Regions from separate parts of the Homo sapiens genome. Here region 2 is linked to region 1. The links are chromatin loops, found by intact Hi-C in ENCODE. Cell type or tissue: A673. All regions are shown on one strand. Links, peaks and the distances in the headings refer to the core of each region. The heading gives the core; the rest is flanking DNA. Region 1 has its middle 88 kb from the start of DYNAP. Region 2 holds the start of LOC105372135 (a long non-coding RNA gene).

Region 1 (12,714 bases), core at 4,179-6,678:
ATGTTACAATCCTCTCGAGGGGAGGGCAGGGCATACCTTATATTTCTTTGTACAGCTCCCATTGCAATAAAGTACAGTAGAATACTATTAAGTATTTATTGAATAGATTGCAAATGCAGTGATCCCAGGCGTGTGTATGTGTGTGTATTACTTGATATTGAAAATATCAAATGGTTCTTTTCCTTCTTTTTATTTTATTTTTTTCTTTTGGCTTTTTAGACGTGGAATAAAATGTTGGGAAATGTGAAGAGAGATGTTTCAGCAACTAGATCTCTTTTGGTTCGTATCCATAGTTGCATTCTCCTTTAAAACCTCAGGGATCTTCCTGTCGAGTAATTTTTCTCAGAAATGCTGCTGCTGCCCTGTTCTGTGGAAATTCCTTTGCCACTTCAGGACCGCTGACCTGCTGCCTTCCTTGCTTAGAACTTTCCTGCTACCGCAGCCCTCTTTGGTTGCTATGCAACCAGTCCCGAGAGGCGGTTTTACTGTGCATGTGCTTTCCCTCACATGGATGATTTGTTTTACTGTTTTTTATTTGTTTTTACCACAATTTGAATCTCATTTTTTCCCAACATTCTCAACTGTAACCCTGAATCTTGAGTTTTGACAAACTATTATAGTATACAAGGCCTTAGATTTTTACGCTTGATTTCTATCTGATTTCTTCTTTAGGAAGCCTTTTTTTTTTTTTTTTTGATGTCTCCCAGGATTTTTTTTTTTAATTATTAAATGTTGGCATGAGTCTCATGGACAACCAGTTAAGACTTCTCAATCTTACATTTTTTCACTACGCAATGTTCATTTTTGACCTGATTATTTAATTGTAGATTGCATTATAAGCACTAAAACAATTACATTTAAGAATCACACATAACTTACTGACTTTTCCTCTAGATTTTACACCATATTCTGGAATTTTTCCACACTTAAGGTCAAAAGCTCAATGATAAAATTGCACTCATTAGTAACTCTTCTTCCTTCAAACATAAAACTAGCTACAAGTTGTGTGTGGTCATTTGAGAAACTGCACTAAACAATTAAATATGTTAAAAGCTAAAATTATTTGTATTCCCCCCCAATGAATTACCATTAAAACCTAATTAAATGTAATACTTTAATTTATTTAAATATGTAGGTTCCTTTCTAAACACGTGAAAATAAACCCCCTATTATTTAACAAAAATCTGAAAAAATGTAAGAAAGAAAAATTTAAATATCCAACATTGTGATTTGGACTATTCTATGCTAGCACTAAATCAAACAACAAAAAATAGATCACTTCTAACCTACCAAACTGCCAGTTTTTAAAAGGGTAATAACTAGCATTCATAAAACATGATGAAATGGTTGTTTTGTACTTCTTGAAGCTTGATAAACCAGTATAACCTTTCTGGGAGTAACTGTTGTGTATCAAAAGTCTGAAATCATAGTTTCATTTTACTTCCCAACTTTTTGGCCCAGCAAATTGACTTCCAGATGTCCATCCTAAGAAAATAACTGAAATTCTGGCAAATAATTAAGCTTAAGAATGATCGTTATACGGTTGTGATAATGAAGTCTGTAATGACAAATTACATCATCCTAGCAAGCTTCCGTCCCTTCACGTTCCCCTTCCACCACCCCACAGGGGTGCACATGATCTAAGCCTGGCTTTTTGGAGTTTCTCTCACACATTATTTGAGTTTTGAAAACATGCACAACACACAGGGATGAATGATGAGTGAAGCCAATCTTCTGACAGCAATGTGCCAGAGAGAAATTCTAGAGAGCTCTTTCTACTGTGATTCCTACCACTGCCCTGGTTCCTGTCTTTCCCAAGACTTAAGCACATAGTTCTTAGTTTTTACAATTTTTCTAGTGATCCAGTCTTCTTATTTATTTTGGTGTTAATTTAATAGAATCAATTTCTTTGTCTAAAAAAGATCTTAATTGATACAGAAATTAGGACCATAATGTGCATTATAAGCACACTCCCTTAGAGAATTCTGGAATGTTTGGGATGAGTTACAGAATCACAATGGGGTCAAAGACAGAGAAACTTTGGCTATATCCTAGGAAAGAAAAATAGCATCCTTAGGTGAGCAGTGGAGAAACTGTCAACCATGTTACCTACCATCCATCTCTTGAGACCATGTACCACACCAAGAGGGAGTTCTGGGAAGGTCAACCAATTTCAAAGTCACTATGACTATCAAGACCAGAGGGTGGAAACAAAACAAAACAAGACATTCTAATCTCAAAATTATTACTTTAAGATAGCACACAATAAAACTCGAGATCATCGTGTGCCCAGGTGCCAGAATTTCTCTCATCTTAGCTAAGAACATCGAAAAACAGATTTAGATTTCACTTTAGAGATTGGTCTCTAATTCAAAGGCTCTGAGTTATAGCTTCACTTGAAAGGAAAACTTTGCCAGATCTCCCATGTGAGGATTAGAGAATGATGCAGAAAGGTTGAGATCTCAGTTAGGGGTTTCTAAAAACTGGGACATGCCAGTAATACTCTGTCTCTGTTACTGTAGATTTATAGTAAGTTTGAAATGGAGAAGTATGACTCTTTGACTACAAATAACAAAAGTTATTATAAAACACAAGTTAAAATTAAATAAACCCTGGAAGAGATACATAAAGAGTTATGCTACTATAGGGAGATTAATCATCAACCCTGAAAGAGAACTTAGACATGGGGGAGAGCATGAAAGTTGAATGTGAAATGATGAATAAAAATGTTAATATATGGAGAAGGAGAGGGGAGAGGATAGATATATATATGATTTTAATAAAACTTAGACAATAGAATTTATATTTCAAATTGATCAGTGGAACACAACAGAGGACCAAGAATTAGACCTAGTCAACTATGCTCAGGTTATTGTTCACAAAGGTACAAAATCAATTCAAAGATGCTAAAGCGATTTAATATCCATAGGCAAAAAACGGACCTTGACCTAACTCTCATATTTTATACAAAATTAAATCAAAATGAATCATAGAATTAAATATAAAATGAAAAATTATAAAATCTTTAGAAAAATATAGAATCTTTGGGATATAAGGTTAGGCAGAGTTTTTAGACATGATGCCAAAAAGTATGATCTATAAAAGGGAAAATGGATACATTTTCTTCAAAAAAAATTTTTTTTTTTTTTTAAGATGGAGTTTCACTCTTGTCGCCCAGGTTGGAGTGCAATGATGCTATTTTGGCTCACTACAACCTCCCCCTCCCAGGTTCAAGCAATTCTCCTGCCTCAGCCTCCCGAGTAGCTGGGATTACAGGTGCCCACCACCATGCCCAGCTAATTTTTGTATTTTTTTTAGTAGAGATGGGGTTTCACCATGGGGCCAGGCTGGTCCCAGACTCCTGACCTCAGGTTGATCTGCCTGCCTCAGCCTCCCGAAGTGCTGGGATTACAGACGTGAGCCACGCACCTGACCCAAAATTTTTAAAATTTGCTCTATAAAAGCTCATATGAAGAGTATGACAAGATAAGTTTTAGCTGTAAGAAAATAATTGCAAACCACATACCCAACAAAGGCCTAGTATCTAGAATATACGAGAAACTCTCAAAACTCATAGTAAAACTCCCAAACAATAATTGCAATTAGAAAATGGACAAAAGACACAGACATTTCATTGAAGAGGTAAATAAGTGTATGGCAAATAATTATATGAAAAGATGTTCAACAGCATTAACTATTGGGGAAATGTAATTAAAACTACAACAGGGAATTAGTACACACCTATCAGAATAGCTAAAGTGAAAAACAGTGACAACATCAAATGCTGGCATGGATGCAGAGAAACGGGATCACTCAGATATTGTAGGCAGGAACTTAAAATGATACAACACTCTTGAAAACAGTTTAGAAAATTGTTAAAAAAAACTACATATGCCCTGTGACCCAGCAATTACAATCCTGAGCATTAACCCCAAAGTAACGAAAACTTGAGTTTATACATAAACTTGTCTATGAATCTTTGTAGCAACTTTCTTTGTGAAAGCAAAACCTGTCCACATGTCCTTCTAAAGGTAAGTTGTTAAACATGCTGTGGTATATACATATGCCAGAATGCTACTTAGCAATGAAAAGAACAAACCACGGATATACATAACAACTTGAGTGAATCTCCAGGGAATTATGTTGACCCAAAAATGCCAATCTCCAAAGATTACATGCTGTATAATTCCATTCATATAACATCTGAGAAATGAAGACATTGTAGAAATGGAGGATCAATGAATGATTGCCAAGGTTTGATGGGAGTGAGGTGAGCTATGAGGCAGGTGGAGGGAGGTGGATGTGATTAAAACTGAACAGTTACAAAAGCACAGGAGGGTCCTGTTTAGTATCTCTCCTGTACGTGATGGATACACAAAACTGCACATTTGATAAATTTACATGGAACTAAACACATACACATGTGCATACATACTAAGTATACACAGATGAGTACAAGTAAGATTGGAAAAATCTGAAAAAATTGGGGGGTTGTATTAGTATCGCTATTTTGCTTATGTTGGTATAGTTTTGCAAAATTATAGTATTGGGAGAAACTGGGTAAAGTGTGCAAGGAATCTTTCTTTATTATTTCTTACAACTGCATGTGAATCTATAATCATCTCAATAAAAATATCAATTTAAAATTGATTTAAAAATTTACACCTATAGAATAGACATATTAGGGGTTTATTATTCCCTTGACTAAATGAAGAAAAAGATTTTAACCACACAAGATAATTGTCACAGATATTTTTAACTAAATTTACATATGTATTGTTTCTATGATAAATTCACAAGGAGGAAAAAGTCTATATTACGCAGAAATATACCCGTTGTTTAAAGTGAGTCATGTATTTCTAAAATTTTCTTATATTATTAGAGAGCAGGCAAGCTCTGACAGAAAGGGATGACGGCTTCGGTCATCCCTGCCTTGTGATAGGCAAATCCTTCTCTCTAATGATTTTGCTTCAAATATATTCTTTACAAAATGAATTCAGGGTGATTGCTTTAGTGTTAGCAAAATCCGGAAAATCTTAATCCTGACATGCTAAAGAGGGTTGGGGAGAGTCTTTAGTAGCATGTGATTTTCCCAAGGACAGTTACCCAGCATCTCAATGCTCCAAGCTCCATCTCAGGGGCCCACCACTGGGGTGAGCAGGAAAATGTTTAAAAGGTAAAACAGGTAGAAGCATGAGTTCTCAGTGGTCCCCAGAATTCCGAGTCGTCTGTACTGTTGGACATTCTTTACTGCTGTCCTGTTCCCTTCCATAGAACCACTTCCTCTGCTATTCAGGGGTTGGAACTGTTTCATAGGAAATGAAGTATTTTTTCTTAGCATAAACTTCTTTCACCTGGATACACACTTCTGAATTTACTAATGTGAACATTTTACAAATTTTTTTGAAAGTTTCATATTTGCTTATCTTTGTAAGTAAAACACACTTTTTAAAAAGATAGACGTGCAGATGTTAGGTTTATTTTCAGAAAGTATAAAAAACTTATTGTTGAAGAGTTTTGATATATTTCTAGGGCACTTGGTCTCTCCCCCTACTTGCCCCAAATAAAAGGTACAAATGTTCATATCATTGCATTTCCAAACCCACAGACATCTGTGGCTAATCGTGCAAGAACATGATCAACTGAAGCACCACAGAGACATCTACTGGTTGGTTTCTTTTCTTGTGGTCTGGATTTTTAGAGATTATTTTCTGTGTCATAAGGAATCCTAGCTCAACAGCACTATTCAGCATTGCATATAAGTGCTATGTAATTCAATGCTGCAGACAACTATATTGTCCAAAACCTGGGACGATTAATTGGAAGTCTGGAGGGACTGATGTACTCACAGTCCAATCTTCCCATCACAGGCATTCTACTGTTTTTTATAGCATTTCTGACAGTCAATGGCAAAGAGCCAACTCTGTTAAATCCAGCAAGTGAGGCGGAGGGTAGGCACCAACAGGGAGATTCACAAATACAGCCCACTTAGAAAAATATGTAGATGCCATTCCAATCTTTTCATGGATTATTTTCTATCACTTGGGAAGCAGGCAATAATTATGAAAAGGGTTAGAAATACTTGTTTGAGACATTTTCTTAGAATCACATCTGAAGCTGAGAACTTAAGGCTTACTTTTCAGAGGAAAGATCAGGTAGTAAGTCTCCAAGGCTATTGGGCTCTGCTCTAGAAGAAGCTGACCCCTTGGACAGAAAGGGATGGTGGCTTTGGTCATCCCTGCCTTGTGATAGGTTAATATTTTGCAAGCCTATTTTTACTTTTCTAGAACTGTGCATCTGTTGTTCTGTATTTTTATATTTCATGGACATCTTTGGAGGCCTAGTGGTTTTAGGTTTCACTCCATAAAATACTTTAACCCCAAATACAATTGTGGAGAACAATAGCCCTAGCTGAGCTGTGCAATACTTGAATTTTGAATCAATTATAGAATGAATTTGGAACATATGAGGTGATTCATGGATTTGCTTGTCTGTTTTTTTGAGACAGTCTCGCTCTGTTGTCCAGGCTGGAGTGCAGTGGCACTATCTCGGCTTACTGCAAGCTCCACCTCCCGGGTTCACGCCATTCTCCTGCCTCAGCCTCCTGAGTAGCTGGGACTACAGGCGCCCGTCACCACGCCTGGCTAATTTTTTTGTATTTTTAGTAGAGACGGGGTTTCACCATGTTAGCCAGGATGGTCTTGATCTCCTGACCTCGTGATCCGCCCGCCTCGGCCTCGCAAACTGCTGGGGTTACAGGCATGAGCCACCACACCTGGCCAATTCCTGGATCTTAAGTCATCACAGGCCTAGCTATTTGACGCAAGAGTCATGATTTATTCCTATGGCCTTTCCCACACAAAGAGAAAGCATACGTTTATGCTGGAACCAAAGAGAAGAAACATTATCTGTCTAGCAGATTTCATACAAAATACATCTCCATTACCATGTAACTGAAGAGTAACAGTACATTGATATTGATTTGCAGAAGAGAAATGAAGAGGCACACAAAAGAAAAGGCACATTTCCTTTGGTTTACTTAGATTAATTTTAGAATTGATCATATTTCCCTAAGTATTAGCCATGAAAAAGGATTCCTATTGTTTTTGATGATTATAAAAGCACATGCACATTGTAAAAATTCAGACCCCTCATTATCCTGCCATTTTCCAGGGAAGACCACTGCAAAGGGTTGCTATATGTTTTTCATTATTTACATGTATATATAAACACACATATACACAGATAAACATAAATGTAAAAACCTACCATAGTACTCATTTGTCACCTGGTTGCTGCTTGCTGCTTTTTTTTCTAAGCTAAGTATGTTTAGGAAATATTTGCTTGCAATACAGATAATATTTACTTCATCCCTTCTAAATGCAGTCTATATTTACCCAGATTTGGATCTCCCCTCATTTTCCTTTTGAGAGGACAGGGTTCTTTGACACAAAGCGTTAAGCAGAGGTTATGATCTTTCTACGGAGGGTCTTTCTCCATTTCTCGCAGCTCTGCTATGAGCCTCTATCTCTTTTATCATCTATCATCTCCTATACAGTTTTCCTCTAAATCCAGAAAGTAGATGGACAGTCTTCTCTTCTCACAATGCCACAATTAATTCTTCCTCTTGCCTCTGGAGTCATTCAACAAGTAGGACATAGAGTGCCTCACATATCTCAAGACCTCTGCTACACATTTAACAGACGTGAGTCAGCAAAACAGACATGAGCCCTGTCCTCATAAAACTTATAGTTAATGTTGTATATATTTCTATTTCTTTTTTTTTTTTTTTAACCGAGTTTCGCTCTGTCACCCAGGCTGGAGTGCAGTGGCGCAATCTTGGCTCACTGTGACCTCCGCCTCCCAGGTTCAAGCAATTCTCCTGTCTCAGCCCACCGAGTAGCTGGGGTTACAGGTACGTGCCACCATGCCTGGCTAATTTTTGTATTTTTAGTATAGTCGAGGTTTCACCATGTCGGCCAGGCTGGTCTCGAACTCCTGACCTCATGATCTGCCTGCCTCTGCCTCCCAGAGTGCTGGGATTACAGACATGAGCCACCACACCAGGCCTATATTTTTTGATTAAAAGAATGTATGAGGCCAGGTACGGTGGCTCATGCCTGTAATCCCAGCACTTTGGGATACCAAGGTGGGTGGATCACTTGAGGTCAGGAGTTTGAGACCAGCATGGCCAACATAGTGAAACTCTGTCTCTACTAAAAATACAAAAAATTAGTTGGGCATGTGGTGCATGCCAGTAGTCCCAGTTACTTGGGAGGGTGAGGCAGGAGAATCACTTGAACCTGGGAGGTGCAGGTTGCAGGTTTCAGTCAGCCAAGATGGACCACTGCACTCCAGCCTGGGAGACAGAGCAAGACTTTGTCTCAAAAAAAAAAAAAAAAAGCTTTCTGTACATTGCTTAGAGGGTGAGGCTGTTGACTGTGGATTTTACCATTAGATGATCAGAAAGAAAACCCCTAGTGTCTGTAACTATGGATCTTTTCTTTTGGGCAACTCAGAAAATTAAACTCTCCTATCCTGGTGTAAGGTATAAGGTATGGATGCAGCTTCCCCCCTCCCCAGATTGCTGTTAAATAGAGATGCTGTTTATTAAGTATAGTTCACATTTTGCTTATTGGTATAAGATCCCATCTTTATTACTGAACTCTTATATTGAGGGGAGGGAATCTCTTTCTAGATTGTATATGCTTTCGCATGGGTCTCTGTCTGCCAGTACCACACTGTTTTAATTATTAGTTCTTGATAGTATGTTTTATTACCTGGTTTATTACTCTTGATTGCTCTACTTTTTCAGAATGTATAAAAAACATTTGGACATTTGACACTTAGAGGAAATAAGGCCCTTTCCCAGAGTAACTCAGATAATAAGTGGCAGAACTGTCATTGGAACCTCTCTCATAATCACCACCTTTCATTGACTGAAATGCCTTTGTTAAAATATCTACTTATCTCCTTTGGAAAAAAATTCAGAGGAAGAGATATTTCTTCCTCTTTCAAATGCCTCAAAACTCAAATTTCCTTTGGGAACCCCTGAGGACCTAGGTCATGTGTCCACTGAGGCTCATGGCCAACTCTCTAGGAATAGCTGGAAGGTGGAGAAACATAGCGGGAAAGAGAGCTCATGTCTCCACATCCAATGAGCAAAGCTAGTAGCAGAGTCTGCTGATACTTTACTTTTTAGTGTATATTTCAGGAAGTGTTCTTACAGGCATGTTCCTTTTCTAGTGGGGTCACAAATACCAAATAGTTATGTCTTCTTAAAAAGTCATTAATTTTCAGAAAATTTGTCTAAACCTAGTAATAAAAATATATCACTTTTATTTCAATTTCTATATATTTAACTATGAGGTCAAGTATCTTACCCTCTGTTTTTATTCATTACATAGACTTCTTCTGTGACAAGCACATCAATGTCCTTTGTTACTCTTTCTTAGTGTGTGCCTATAAAAATCTTATTAATTTGTAAGTACTCATTATATGTAAGCAATATTTAAAATTTTTTTCTATGTGTTGAAAATATTTTTTTCCCGGTTTGTTGTTGACTTTGGTTTATTGTGTCTTTTCCATGTGAAAATGGAAAGACTTTCATGGATTAACATTTACTAATATTTATCTTTATAAGTCTTAGTTTTGGTATGAGAGATACAGTATGCGTGTATAAATAGGAATTCAATTTTGTCTCTAATTTTTAATGAAGTAGCATAACATAATATGCTAGGTGTATTTTTTTAAATTTAGATCTCTCTCAAAATACTTGTTATACACCATATCAGTTAAAGTACTTAGAAACTGCTCATCATATTTCACTTTAGTTCTTTCCTTGAATGTATACCTAGGTGAATTCTGGCAGAGATAAATTTGGGGCAGAGCCTAGGATCTAAAGAATGTGAAAAAAGTTCCCTATGTCCGAAGGGAAAATCAGCAAAAGGTAAAAGCAAACAAAAAAATGAAGTGTAGGAATAGAGGATTTAAAATGTTATCCTCTTTTGCTTTCTCAGATGGCCTTGTTTGTGTGAAGCACAAAAGCAGCCCCTGTGTGTGACTAATGAATCTTCCAAGGCATTCTGGGGACTGTGTTGTCAGCCCTTTTAATGGCCTATTAAGCACAGGATTGAATAGATTAAGCATGCAGCCGTCCAAATTAGACCTTGAGTAATCTGACTGACCATGTTAGGCCTTGTGTGACACAGCATCCCTTAGGCTGATGTTAAGGACTCAGACAAGGTGAGAAAAGTCTGTGCTCTAGAAACACAGTCCTTCCCAGGACAAAATAAGCCAACAAATATGGAAGGCAAAGTTTAGTTGGATGGAGAGTGTCATAGAACAAGTACTTCACTCAAAGCTCAATTCTGCTTGTTAATAACAATGTGACCTTGGACAAGTTATTTTTCTTTTCTTTTTTTTCTTTTTTTTTTTGAGACAGAGTTTCACTCTTTCACCCAGGCTGGATTGCAATGGCACAATCTTGGTTCACTGCAACCTCTGCCTCCCGGGTTCAAGTGATTCATAAATTACCCAGACTCAGGTAGTTCCTTTCAGCAATGAGAGAATGGACTAATACAGGCTCCTTCATGAGCTTCTCTTCCTGTCTCCTTTTCATGTTTCATAATCTCGAGGCCTCGCCATTCTCTTATCCATTCAAAATTACTTTTGAGTGCTTACTTTGTGTAAGACACTATGCCATGGGCTACTAGACTAGTACACTGTTGAATAAAACATGTGTTTTGCTCTTAAAAAAAAAGCTTATAGGTTAATTAGAGAGAAGATAATAAAAGTTAATATTTATTGGGCAATTATTCTGTGCTAGATGCTTAATTCTCATTAATTCCCACAGCTACTCTGAGGGCTACATTCTCTCTTTATCCCCATTTTACAGGTGAGACAAAGTCAGGCAACATGTCCAAAGTCACATAACCTGCAAGTGTCTGAGCAAAGATTCAAACCCAAATATCTATGAATTCAGAGCCCAAGTTTTTTAATCAGACTTAAACACTATGCTATATTAAAAAGTAATTATACTGTGGTATAATATAACTAGAATGTGGTGAATGACATATGAAGTACGAACAGATTTGCATGGACATTTAGAGGAAGGAGTGGCCACTTTTGGCTGCAAGAATCAGAGAAGACATGGTGTAGGAGAGATTGGAGATGTATCTTTAAAAGCCATATTAGTCTATGCTCTGCCAAGATTATTATTATTTTCAGCAGAAATGCTTTCAAGTGAGACTGGGAGCCCATCCAATGACAAACCAACATGAGTAAAACACAGCCTTAGAAGTAAAGAGCCCACTGCTGTGAAATCAATGCTCTTGACTTAGACCTCCAAATGCCAAGCCTAGGAAGTGGAAATTTTCCACAAAGAAGCAAACACTATTTCACCCTTGGCTAACCACGGGCCAATCTGTAAGCGCTTCCAACATTTTAGTTGGGAGGATGAAACTCTGTGTATGCTGGTGTGATAGCCCAGCAACTGTGTGAACAAAGACAAGGATTGCTCTTGGTGCCACCCAAAATAATCTCTTTGAAGCCAGGATTCCCTACAGGTCAGTGGTCCCCAACCTTTTTGGCACCAGGGACCAGTTTCATAGAAGACAAATTTTCCACTGATGGGAGGGTGGTAGGATGGTTTCGGGATGATTCAAGCCCATTACATTTATCATTAGATTCTCATAAGGAGGGTGCAACCTATATCACTCACATGCACAGTTCACAATAGGGTTCACACTCCTATGAGACTCTAATGCCACTACTGATCTGACAGGAGGCAGAGCTGAGCTTTGGTTGCTTAACCGTGGCTCACCTCCTGCTGTGCGGCCCAGTTCCTACCAGGCCATGAACTGTCAGGGGTTGAGGAGTCCTGCTATAGAGCATAGAATTATATTATCTATTTCAGGGAAAGGAGAAAAAGATTTCTGCAGCCTGTGATAGGCTAATATTTTTGTGAACTATGTATCAGAAGATATTTTTTATTAATACCGCTAGAAACAAAACACAGTGCTGCTATTTTTTTTTTTTTGATGAATAAATTTCAAAGTCTAGACAACTGCTAATGGGTATGAAAGGGAACTCATTCCAATCCCACTCCTGTGCCTCCCTGAGCTGTGGTTTTTAGTATCAGCCAAGGTCCACGTCAGGGAGTCATTGCCTTTGAATATCACTGGTTACATTTTGTAGATGTTTTCAGGAGAATCGCTAAAGACTGACTCTTAATGGGGTAGAAGGTGAAAAATAGGTAAAACTCTTCTCTAATTGCCTGTGCTTCCATTCCTGAGACCCTTAATCATGCTGATTGGAAGCAGGCATTTGTGGCTGACAGTCTCTCTCTTGGCCTGACCCCTGACACACACATGCCTTGCTCAGCCCGCGTCATCTTCTTTTGTTTGTTCAACCTGTTTTGTTGCCTTGCACGCCCATGCTACTATGACCCTTAGCCTCAGGAGCACAGATTTCTTGCTCTGCTTCTTCAGTCCTCTCAGTCTAAACAGGTGGGAAAGTCCTGAATAGAGGGCCTTGCTGCTCATCTATCAGATGTTGAAATCAAAGTTGACCTCGGTGCAAATAATATTTTCAACTTAAATGTTTAACTTCTCTATTTTGACATATAGTACCCATCTGATGGGTATCATTTTGCAAATACAGACTCAGATAAGAAAGAAATGTCTTATTATTTAATTTGCATAAAATGAAATA
Region 2 (12,714 bases), core at 5,543-8,042, 1.9 Mb before region 1:
CATGGCATTGCTTTTCCCATTTTTTTACTTTCCATATATCTGTGTCTTTGTATTTAAAATATGTCTCTTGTGGAAAGCAATTAGATGGGTCTTTCTTTGTTAATCCAGTGTGAAAAATCTCTGCTTTTTAAATTGGAATTATTCTATTTACATTTAGAGTACTTATTGATATGATTTATTTAGGGCAACCATTTTGCTATTTGTTTTCTAGTTGTCTCATATGTGTTTAGTTTTTCTGTTCTTTTTCACCTGTGTCCTTATGTGTTAATCAGAATTTATCCTAATTCCCTTTAAATTTCTTTTTTATGATTGCTCTAGGGACTGCATCATGTATCTTTAATGTATCACTTAGATTTAACATATTATGCTACTTTGCATAAAATATAGGAAACTCGTAACTTTATGGTTCTACTTAGCCTTCATCAATTGTGCTAATAGTGTCACATATAATTTAAATGTTATAAAATCCACAATATAGAATTATAATTTTTACTTAAAGTCTTTTAACAGTGTGAAAAATTATTTGCCCATTTTCCGTTCCATTTTCTCTCTTCTTTCCTTCTTAATTCCAATTAAATGCTTACCAGTCCTTTTTACTGTATCTTACCATTTCTTCTGTGTGTTCTATCCTTTTACTTTTTTGCATTGCAGTCTACATATTTTCTAATGTAGATTTTCTACATCTTTCAGTTCTCTTATCCTGTCTTCTGGTGTTCTAATCTTCTGTTAAATTTATCTATCAAGTTCTTAATTTCAGCATTTATACTTTTCATTGCTAGAATTTTTATTGGATTCTTTTCAATAGATTCCAATTCTCTGATGATATTCTCCATCTTTTTATATAATTAAAAAAATTTCCCATGTCCATTTCCACATAGCAATTGTACTTATTTTAAAGTCCTTTTCTGCTAACTCTAATATCTGAATCACTTTTGGGGTTGTTTCTACTTTCTATTTTTTTTTCTCTTGGATTTTGGTCATTTGGTTCTATCTCTTGGTATGCCTAATATATTTTATTAATATTTAATATCTGTTGCATTTCAGACATTGCAGATGAACAATTGTAAAGGGTCTGGGTAATATTATCTTCCTACAGAATGGATTTACACTGTCTGCTAAGTGGACGTAGTGGGGCAGGTTACCTTATCCGATGAGTAACTAAGCCGAGTCCAGGCAGCCTGATGTATCAGGTTGGTGAAAAAGGAATTTTGGTTTAAAAGTAATGGCAAAAACTGAAATTACTTTTGCGCCAACCTAATAGGTACTGAGGCCCCTTCCCTGTAAGACTGAACTTCAACTGTTTCTCCTTGACACTGTGAGACTGAGGAATACTCTATTTTTCAGAGTTTTCTTAATTTCTTACTTCTAATCTAACACAGTTTCATAATTTGGCAAATGTCTTGAGGGAAAAATCAGCCATGTGTCAACATTTGTTCTCTACTTCTCTCTTCTCGCTGAGATTTTGGATCCTCAAGTCTCTGACTTTTGTCTGTCTAGATCTGGTAGATGGCCAAAGGGTCTCTGGTTTCTCTGCTTCCCAGAAGTGGCCTTTTGCCTGTATCCTTTGTCCAGACTTTCAGCTGTATCCAGTGAGAGAAAAATGTATCTGCAGAAGGTTGACTTACCTTTCAATAATTCCTCCCTCTGTGAAATCAGCCTCTTAAGTTTTGGTTGCCTCAAGAAGGCTCCAATGTAGATGCAATCACATTTTATCTAGTTTTCTAGTTATTTTCTTGGGCACATTGGTTTGCCAGAAATTACTTTATCATAGCTGGATAAAGCAGTCTAAATATAGCTATTTTAAAGTTTATGTCTGAATATTCAATTATTTGGAGTCCTTTTGAGTCTGTTTCTATGGACTGTTGTTTCTTTTCATTTTTATTCATGTTTTTGATCTTTTTATTTATCTTTTAAATAACAATTTAGATATAATTGACACATTATACAAAATTAGTATATAATTTGATATGTTTTACCCTATGTATACGTCTCTGGAACCATGACAACAGTGAGGAACATGAACACATCCTCACACCCAGTATTTCCTGTGCCCTTCATAACCCCTATTATCTTCCTTCTCAGACACGTACTGATCAGCTTTCTGTCACTATGGATTAGTTTGCATTTTTTAGAATTTTTTCCAAAGGATATTTTCCAAATATTTTTTAGAATTTTATATAAATAAAATTATACAGTATGAATTCCTTTTTTCTGACTTCTTTTATTCAATCTAATTATTTTTAGATCCATCCATCCATGTTGTTGCATGCATTAATAGTTTATTCTTTTTTTCTACTTGTAGTGGAGACTTATCTCATTCATTTAAATATATGCTTTAAGGCATATTTACCTGTAGGGGAACTGGTTTAACTACCATACACAAGGCCTGTTTACTATGGTGTAGAAGACCAAATGTTTTCTAATCTTTTCTTTGTCCCATTAGCTATTCAGAAACACATCTATTAATTTCCAAACAGATGGATATTTTCTAGATATGTTTGTCTTTAATTCCTAGATTAATTGCATTGAGGTCAGAAAACATTTCCCTGATTTAACTGTTGGAATCTGTTGGAATTTGATTCATGGCCCTATATAATACATTTCCATAAATGTTTGTAAGTGTGGTTTTTGAAAATATACTTGAAAAGAATGTGTATTCTTCAATCACTGGATACAGCTTATATAATGTGTCCACTCTGGTAATCTCTGTCTTTTAATTGACATATTTAGACCATTGATATTTAAAGTGATTATTAATATAGTTGGATTAATGCTTACCATATTTGTTACTGTTTTCTGTTTGTTGCCTTACTCTTTGTTCCCCTTTTTGTTTTCCACACTTTTGCTTCCTTTTGTGGTTTTAATTGAGCATTTTGTGTAATTCCGTTTTCTCTTCTTTCTTAGCATATCATTTTTTTATTTTTTAACAATGTTTGCCCGAGAGTTTTCAATATGGATTTCCAACTAATTCAAGTCTATTTTCAAAAAACACTATACCGCTTCTTACATAGCATATAATCCTAATTTCTTCTTCCTATGCCTTGTATCATTTTTGCCATTTATTTCACTTACACATAAGTATAAATAAGCGTGCATCTGTATAAACATACGTAAAATAACATATATTATTGGCATTATTTTTAACAAACTTTGTTAGATCAACTAAGAATATGAAAAATGAAAGTTTTTATGTTACCTTCACTTATTTCTTCTCCAATGCTCTTTATTTAGACCTATATCAATTTCTTTTTCTCTGGAGAACTTATTTTTAACAACACTTCTTGCAAGGCAGGTCTACTGGCAACAAATTCCCTCAGTTTTTGTCTGTCTGAGAAAGTCTGTGAGCTTCCTGGATCTATGGTTTGGTGTCTGGCATTAATATGGGGGAACTCTCAGTTATTATTGCTTCAGATACTGCTTCTGTTTGTTTTCCTCTTTCTTCCCTTTGTGGAATTCCCATTACACATATGTTACACTTTACAGTGGTCTCAGAGTTCTTGAATATTCTGTTCTGTTTTTTTGTTCTTCTTCTTGTTGTTGTCACTGTTGTTTTCAGTCTTTTTTCTCTTTGCTTTTCAGTTTTGGAAGATTCTAACATTATATACTCAAGGTCAGATATGTTTTTCTTAGCCATCGCCAGTCTACTAACGAGCCCATCAAAGGCATTCTTCATTTCTGTGCTTTTTATCTCTAGCATTTCTTTAGATTCTTAGAATTTTTATCTCTCTACTTACATTATCCACCTGTTCTTGCATGTTGTCTACTTTTTCAATTAAAACCCTTTGCATATAAATCACAGTTGTACAAAATTCGTGCTCTGATAATGCCAACCTTCCTTCCAAATCTGGCTCTGGTTCTGATGTTCTTTTAGTCACGTCAGGTTATGTTGTTTATCTTTTAGTATGTTTTGTAATTTTTTATTGTATGGTGGACACGAGGTACTAGGTAAAAGATACTGTGGTAAATAGGCTTTTAGTAATATCATGGAAGGTGCAGGGGAGGGGGATGTTCTATAGTCCTATGAGTAGGTCTCAGTCTCAGTGAGCCTGTGCCTCTGCCCTGTGAACTTCACAAATTCTTCTTAGTACCCCCTTGCCCTCCTTGGGTGGGACAGGGTGGCTAAAGGGGGCTGGAGTTGGGTATTCCCCCTCCCCCAGGTCAGATAAGCTCCAGTAAAACCCCAGCTAGTTAAGCTCTGGTAAAATAATTTCTACCGAGAGCAGTCTTTGTTACGAACAGCATACTTAGGCAAATTTCAAAATGGTTGCTTTTCCCCTCCTCCTGCGGGAAGCACAAGGGGATTTTTCTCTATCTTCATCGTGAGACCCCTGGAAGTAAAATAAAAATGTGGGGTCCCATCCTATTACTGGGTCCCCTTGTGTTCTTATCTCTCAGGCTTATCCACATGGAGCCTCCATCACTTCATCAGTCACAGTTTAGATTTTCTTACCCTGGTGCTGGTTTCTGTGCAGGCTTCTGCTCTGGTACATTGTGATTCCCTGTATCTGCCTCTCTCTCCAATTTTTGGGGCGGTGGCCTCCCCTGTGACCTCACTGATAGATCTCTGTGAGGAGCTGATGGATCTAAGAAGAGTTGTTGATTTTTCAGTATATTTAGTTTTTCACTTGTTGTTTGGATGGAATGGTGACTTTTTTTTTTTTTTTTTTTTTTTTCTGAGATGTCACCCAGGCCGGAGTGCAATGGTGTGATCTCGGCTCACTGCAACCTCTGCCTCCTTGATCCAAACGATTCTCCTGCCTCAGCCTCCCTAGTAGCTGGGATTACAGGTGTGTGCCACCATGACCAGCTAATTTTTGTATTTTTAGTACAGATGGGTTTCACCACGTTGGTCAGTCTGGTCTTGAACTCCTGACCTCAGGTGATCTGCCCGCCTCGGCCTCCCAAAGTGCTGGGATTACAGGTTTGAGCCACCATGCCTGGCCAGAATGGTGACTTTTAAGCACCTTATAGTCTAAACCAGAAAACAGAAGTCACCTTATTAATTTTTAAAATCATATATCCAAAGACCTATATCACCTCACACCAAGGTGAGGACAAATTTTGGGCCAAATTATTTATGGTATTTCAAAATTGAAATACCTTTTTTTTTTTTTTTTGAGACAGAGTCTCACTCTCACCCAGGCTGGAGTGCAGTGGTGCAATCTTGGCTACCCAGAACCTCCTCCTCCTGGGTTCAAGCAATTCTCCTGCTTCAGCCTCCCGATAGCTGGGATGACAGGTGCACACCACCATAGCTGGCTAATTTTTTTGTAATTTTAGTAAAGACAGGATTTTGCCATGTTGGCCAGGCTGGTCTCAAACTCCTGACTTCAAGTGATCTACCTGTCTCAGCCTCCCAAAGTTCTGGGATTACAGGCATGAGCCACTGCGCCCGGCTGAAATATATTTCTTACTAGGTAATACAGCTAGTTTTCAAAGAGTATAAGTATACAGAGAAAAATGATTTCCTCATCTCCATATCTCTACCCTCACTTCTAGTCTCCAGATCTTTCTCACAGGGAAACACCACTCTCTGTTTCTTATATATTATTTTGGAGTTGTTTTTACCTACATGTTTATAATGTCTTTTGGTATATGTTCTGTTTCTTCTCTGTAGCAGAAGATCTATGGAGATATATATCTATATTTTTTTCTTCATTTGTTTTGGGTTTTGTTGAATTTAAATATGCATTAATTATCCATTTGTTTTAAATATATATCTTAAATTCAACAAAATAATTTACATATCTTTATATATTTATTTAACATATATTTAAATTCGACAAAAAACCAAATCAATAAAGCCTCCCTGATTCTGAGATAGTGATTAGATGTATCTTTTCATGACTACTTTCCTGTTTACCAGAACCAAGAAGTGAGCAGACTCGGTTGGAATCCTGCCTTTACTGTGAGAGTGAGGATATATTTTCGTCTTCCAGGGGCACGGTAGGTAGGGAGCCGCAGTGCTGATACGGAGCGTGGCTGGCGTCAGAGCCTCGGTCTGCCAGTGTGTCGGCGCTGGCACGACCTGTCCCACATGCCTGGGAAGCTCTTGCTGAGCAGGGATTAGGATGCCAGCATCTGATGCACAGGGTTGCTTCCTGCTCCCCCTTGGAGTCCTGACGAGAAATGACCTTGTTCAACCCTGCTGAGCTTCCTAGATTTACTGGGCTTATAGCAACACATGGGAAGGAGATTATGTTTATTTTTAAAACATAAAAAATGCAACCTTCCCAAGGCCTTCGTGGTGTCTGTGTGCAACAACACAAATACACACACACATGCAATGTATGTATAATCACTTCTAATTAACTTCAGCTCTTCCTGCAAAACTAAGTGTGAAGTCTTAAAGACTTGTCAGCTTCTCTGCCTGTGAAATTTATCTACTTCTAATTGTGAATAACAATACATTCAAGGTTAGCTATAAATGACTCAGATTTCACAGGAATTGAGTCTTAAAACTACATTTGAAGATGAATACAGTTATGCAAAACATTTTTGTGGTGTGTTTCCAGCTAAAAATGTTGTTATTTATGCTTATCCAGAATGTTTTTCTCCCCCTAAACCAATGTGGTTCTTTCTGACATCCGTGAAAAAATAGATGTGATTGATTTCAAAGTCAGCCCAAATTTAAAAGGTATAAAGCCACAGATATGCCTAAAATAAAAATGAGTATACTATTATAATGGATTGACAGATGAATTCAGTTTACGATTTCACAAAACATAATATTCAAACAGTGAATATCAAATAGGATTAAAAATTGTTTTCCCACCTTCTGCCACGTTTAGAGTACTGGAAACTTTTCCAGATTTCGCCACTAGATGTCATGAAGAGTCCAGTTAAATACAGTAGGCAGGCTTGTGTACAGTCTAATACAGAAACTTTTAAAGTTTTTCCCGATTTTGTAGTTAATTTGGGTAGGAAGCTATTTCCTTTTGAGTTTTATGTCAAAAATATCTGTTATGGATTAATTTTAAGTGAGATGTTAAAAACTCTTAATGCGGTCAGATATTAAACGCTGGGACTCTAACCTATTAAGCAGGCATTGGGATTATCTCCAGGGAGAATGTCATGTGCTGGATGCAGAATCAGAATTGTGCTAAGATCTGCTTTGGAGACATTAGCTTGTAGATCCCTACCTTCCTTTCCTTTTGAAACAGTAATGGGCTTGTCAGATGTGTGGTCATCGAGGTTTCATAGGATTGTTCATAAAACTAGACTAGTGAGAGGAACAAAAAAGGGGAGGACCTCAATGCTTAGGTGACAATGTTTGAATTTAGACTTTGAGATCCATTAACCAAAGTAATTCTGGGAGACTAGAAATGATCAATTGATGTTTAGAGAGATAAAGTTTGATTCAATAAAAAGAACTTCCTAAAAATACAATAGTCCATCATGTAACACAGTGCCTTATGAAGCAATGAAGTCCTTGTTACTGCAAAGGTTCAAGCACCTACATAGTGGCCATCAATGGGGAAGATATCCTAGAAGAGACTATTTGGGGAAGAAAGTTGGACTAAGTGACACTGAGGATTCTTAGATCCATGATTCTACACATGGTGATGACAGTCATTCAACAGCCAAGAAGGCAGCAAGAGTTGAAAATGTGTGCTTACAGAAATACAAATGAAATATTTGAGTTTACTTAAACCAGGGAAAATAGGGTTCTTAAAGAAGCCTCACAGGGGAATTGCCACAATTGTGCTGTTTTGTGAGGCTCTGCCTGGGAAGCACTGGTGAGAAGGAACTGTTCGGCTTTGGTGCTTCCAACCTCTGGTTCCAAAATGCTCCCCATCCCAGGGACACAGCTCTTCCCTCCCAAGGACACATGGTCTATTTGGCCCTCCTCTGCTCATCAAAAGTTGATCTCAACTCATCCTTGTAAAGTAAATCTGAGAGTAACTTAGTGGCAGTCTTTCCAGTGTGTTGCATTTTATTAGGGAACAAAGCCTTAAGGCTAAACTAAAGGACTGAAACTCAGTCTGGGAATGGAAGGTCTCAGCTGGCTCGCAGGGGAGGAAACAGGCCCTTGTTTGACCTCTGGACAGTTGCTTTTTCTGCCAAGACGATAAGCCCCAGAGTATGGCTGGCTCTTGAAGGACATCACGTGAGCTACCAAGATTGATAAAAACAAAACAAAATACTTCCACATACTTCTTGCTCTAAACAAAAGAACCACAGCTGAAATATGACCTAAGGCTACCCAAGACTTTGAGGTGCAATCCTAATATGTATCAGGGAACATGGCTTGATAAAATCGATCTAAATACATGCAATAAAAGCCAGATTATATAACATCTTTCTAAACTCAGAGTTTGGTAAAATATCACATGATTAGCCTAGAAAGTGGGTTTACTATTTCCTTCTCATTCCAAGAGTGAAAGGATTTACTCATGCTCACACTCTCTAGGTATGCAAGAGAGTTGCTCACCTGTTTACTTGGACTCTTGACCAGATGTTAAATGAAATATCTTCATCTCCATTCCCACGGTATCATAGATGCTTAGAGCTGGGGTGATCCCTGATGGATCCCATGGATCTACAGGCCAATGTCTTAATTCCACAGATGAGAAACTGAGGCCTGGAGTAGCTTTCTAGACTGGCAGTTTGCTGTCCCACCACCACACTGTCACCTTCCCAAAGGTGTGTTCTTGAAACACAGAGAGAGGTTTATACCGACCCAGGCACACATCTCCACCTGGCCCTGCAGGGAATCATGAACAGAGATGCGTGGGTGGGAGTGGAAATGTGATCTATTGCCATCATCTACATCGATGGTTCTTATGATTTTACTACCAAGGGCTGAATGTAGTAACTGCTCCCCTCACAGTGGGCCTTATGTCTTCAAAGATTAGGTCTACAAAACAAACCCCATTTGTTAAGTATTTGTTACTGCAATGACTTGCAGACAGGTATTGCTATCAACCTCAACCTTCTGATCAGTACAGAAAGCCGAGGTTTCAGCCTCAAGTTGATGCTAGCCCAGCTCACTGCAAAGAAGTTTGGTGTTTTAGCCTGAGCAATCTTCTGAAAAACTTGCTTTAGGAGTACTGAAATGTAGTACAGCTAAGGCCCTCCAAAGGTCTGGAAGCTCAGGTTCGCTTCCAGATCACCTACCCAAAGGTTATTCACGAGAATCCCTGGCCTTGACTTCATTAGCGCCCCTCCCTGAGTTAACCATGGTTCATCATGGAATCAGTGTGAGGTGAGGTTACAATCCGCCACCATCTAGCATCTACATGATTGCAATGGCCTTGTTACTATCTCCCTGGTTTTACCCTGCCCCGTCCTCCCTGAATCTATGCCCAACAGAGCAGCTATTAAAGTCATTCAACACTCCTCTGCTCCAAACTTGCAATGGCTCTGCCGTCTACTCACAGTGGAAGCAAAGTCATTCCAGTGATTCCAAGGTCCCACCTTCTCTGGCTTTTGCCCCCACCCCTTTACTCCTCTGATGTGGTCTATTCTTTTCTTCAACCCACTCTGCACACTGAGCGGGCTAAGTCAACGCCAACTTGCTGCTTCTCAGTGAGTCCACGCATGTCCGGAATTGGTGGGTTCTTGGTCTCACTTCAAAAACGAAGCCGCGGACCCTCGCGGTGAGTGTTATAGCTCTTAAGGTGGCGCCTCTGGAGTTTGTTCCTTCTGATGTTCGCATGTGTTCTGAGTTTCTTCCTTCTGGTGGGTTCGTGGTCTCGCTGGCTCAGGAGTAAAGCTGCGGACCTTCGCGGTGAGTGTTACAGCTCTTAAGGCGGCGCGTCTGGAGTTGTTAGTTCCTCCCGGTGGGTTCGTGGTCTTGCTGGCTTCAGGGGTGAAGCTGCAGACCTTCGCAGTGAGCGTCACAGCTCAGAAAGGTAGTGTTGACCCAAAGAGTGAGCAGCAGCAGGATTTATTGCAAAGAGCGAAAGAACAAAGCTTCCACACCGTGGGCTGGGATCCGAGCAGCTTGCCACTGCTGGCTCGGGCAGCCTGCTTTTATTCTGTTATTTGGCCCCACCCACATCCTGCTGATTGGTAGAGCCCAGTGGTCTGTTTTGACAGGGGGCTGATTGGTGCCTTTACAATCCCTGAGCTAGACACAAAGGTTCTCCACGTCCCCACCAGATTAGCTAGATACAGAGTGTGGACACAAAGCTTCTCCAAGGCCCCACCAGAGTAGCTAGATACAGAGTGTAGATTGGTGCATTCACAAACCCTGAGCTAGACACAGGGTGCTGATTGGTGTGTTTACAAATTTACAAATCTTGAGCTAGATACAGAGTGCCGATTGGTGTATTTACAGTCCCTGAGCTAGACATAAAGGTTCTCCACGTCCCCACCAGACTCAGGAGCCCAGCTGGCTTCACCCAGTGGATCCCACACCAGGGCTAAAGATGGAGCTGCCTGCCAGTCCCACGCCGTGCGCCCGCACTCCTCAGCCCTTGGGTGGTCGATGGGACTGGGCGCCGTGGAGCAGGGGGCGGCGCTCGTGGAGGAGGCTGGGGCCGCACAGGAGCTCATGGAGGGGGTGGGAGGCTCAGGCATGGCGGGCTACAGGTCCCGAGCCCCGCCACGCGGGAAGGCAGCTAAGGCCCGGCGAGAAATCGAGCTCAGCGCCGGTGGGCTGGCACTGCTGGGGGACCCAGTACACCCTCCGCAGCCGCTGGCCCCGGTGCTAAGCCCCTTATTGCCCGGGGCCGGCAGGGCTGGCCGGCTGCTCGGAGTGCGGGGCCCGCCAAGCCCACGCCTACCCGGAACTCCAGCTGGCCCGCAAGCGCCGCGTGCAGCCCCGGTTCCCGCTCGCGCCTCTCCCTCCACACCTCCCTGCAAGCTGAGGGAGCCGGCTCCGGCCTTGGCCAGCCCAGAAAGGGGCGCCCACAGTGCAGCGGTGGGCTGAAGGGCTCTTCAAGTGCCGCCAAAGTGGGAGCCCAGGCAGAGGAGGCGCCGAGAGCGAGCGAGGGCTGTGAGGACTGCCAGCAAGCACGCTGTCACCTCTTACAGGTACGGTCCTAACTCTGGGCCTTTTCCTTGCTGCTGTCCCTCCCTAGAGCTCTCTTCTCCAGGTATCCGGGCTGGACTCAAAGCCCAGCTCACTCACCTCCCTCATTCTTTACTCAAATGTCACCTTCTCACCACCAGCTTCCTGGCCATCTCATCTACAATTGCAACACCCTAGTCCCCACCACAAGCTCACCAGGGCCAATTCCCCCACTTTATTTTATTTTATTTTTTTTTTTGAGGCAGAGTTTCACTCTTCTAGCCCAGGCTAGTGTGCAGTGGCGCCATCTCAGCTCAGTGCAACCTCCGCCTCCCAGGTTGAAGCAATTCTCCTGCCTCAGCCTCCTGAGTAGTTGGGACTAGAGGCGCCTACCACCACGCTCCACTAATTTTTTGTATTTTTAGTAGAGATGGGGTTTCACCATGTTGCCAGGCTGGTCTTAAACTCCTGACCTCAGTGAGCCACCCACCTCGACCTCCCTAAGTGCTGGGATTACAAGCGTGAGCCACTGCTCCCGGCTGAATTCCCTCACTTTCTATCCTTTTTCTCTGCTTTATTTTTCTCCCTATCAATATCTAAGAACCCAAATATTTTGCTAAATAAACAAAACATTATTGTCTTTCTTCCCAAGTAGAACGTAAATTTTATGAGGATAGAAATTGTCTCTTTTGTTTATGGTTATGTTTAGTGCCTAAAAGAGTGCTTGGTACCTAGTCAGGAGATATTTATTGAGAAACAAGTGTATGAATGCCCACTATGCTCCATACAGCATCAGGCTATGATCTTAAAGGTTTCCGGGCAAAGTAACAAAATACTGCAGTAAATTCTAGGTGCAACATTTTAGGAAAATCACGCAGAACTGTGGGTGAGGAAAAAGCAGGTTGTCATCCTGGCTCTGCTAGAGTCTCATGTTGTGACCTTAGGCAAATTGTGAAATCTCTCTGTGCCTTGTTCCTACATTACAGATGAGAAAACAAATATTGACCTTATTTCTGTCACAAGGCTTTATAAGAGCCAAATGAAAAGGGGCATACAAGCGTCTTGAAAAGTTAGCCTATTCAAATGTAAGAAGTTCTTCTTTCAAAAATTAAATGTGTTCAAAATAGAAAGACTGAAGAGAGGTTCTAAATCTAGTACTGAGGGGGAAATACAGAAAGGAGAGAAGGAATAGAACAGAATGATCAGTATGTCAAACCCCAAACAGAAATAATTAAGAAGAGGATGTTGAAAGTTTGGGTCTTTGGACCCACACTGGAGACCCATAGCACTGGCTGGAGAGGTGAAATATTCTTTGCTCCAAACACATTAGGCCAAGTGATGAGAAGGATCAGATCATGTCATAATAATAACAACTACTGTCTATTTTACTTACTTTTTTTTTTTTTTGAGACAGAGTCTCGCTTGTTGCCCAGGCTAGAGTGCAGTGGCACAATCTTGGTTCACTGCAACCTCTGCTTCCTGGGTTCAAGCAATTCTTGTGCTTCAGCCTCCCAAGTGCTGGGATTGCAGGCATGTGTCACTCTGCCTGGCTAATCTTTGTATTTTTAGTACAGTTGGGGTTTCACCATATTGGCCAGGCTGGTCTTGAACTCATGACTTCAAGTGATCTGCCTGCCTCAGACTCCCAAAATGCTGAGATTACAGGCGTGAGCCATGGCACCCAGCCCTATTTTACTTTCAACTGTGAGCTCCATACTATGGGTTTTAGCTGGGTTGTTTAATCCTCACTACAC

Evidence for each region. Peaks named below come from ENCODE experiments on the same cell type or tissue, not always from the same donor. Only the 100,000 strongest peaks of a DNase experiment are listed, where the experiment ranks them.
Region 2: a loop joins it to region 1, with 8 times the contacts of the local background. A loop is called at or near these places in 5 of 110 quality-filtered maps.

What each region holds. Positions count from the first base shown.
Region 1 is chr18:54,672,707-54,685,420 of GRCh38, reverse strand. No RefSeq gene overlaps it. Among named protein-coding and RNA genes, the nearest start is that of DYNAP, 88 kb to the right of the region's middle. In A673, for the core only: a CTCF peak has its summit at 5,662 (motif pointing left); a DNase peak (open chromatin) is centred at 5,660.
Region 2 is chr18:56,570,370-56,583,083 of GRCh38, reverse strand. It overlaps LOC105372135 (a long non-coding RNA gene), which reads right to left and starts at 9,587. Exons shown (of 2, transcript XR_935514.4): 1 at 9,382-9,587; 2 at 7,919-8,707. In A673, for the core only: a CTCF peak has its summit at 6,808 (motif pointing right); a DNase peak (open chromatin) is centred at 6,833.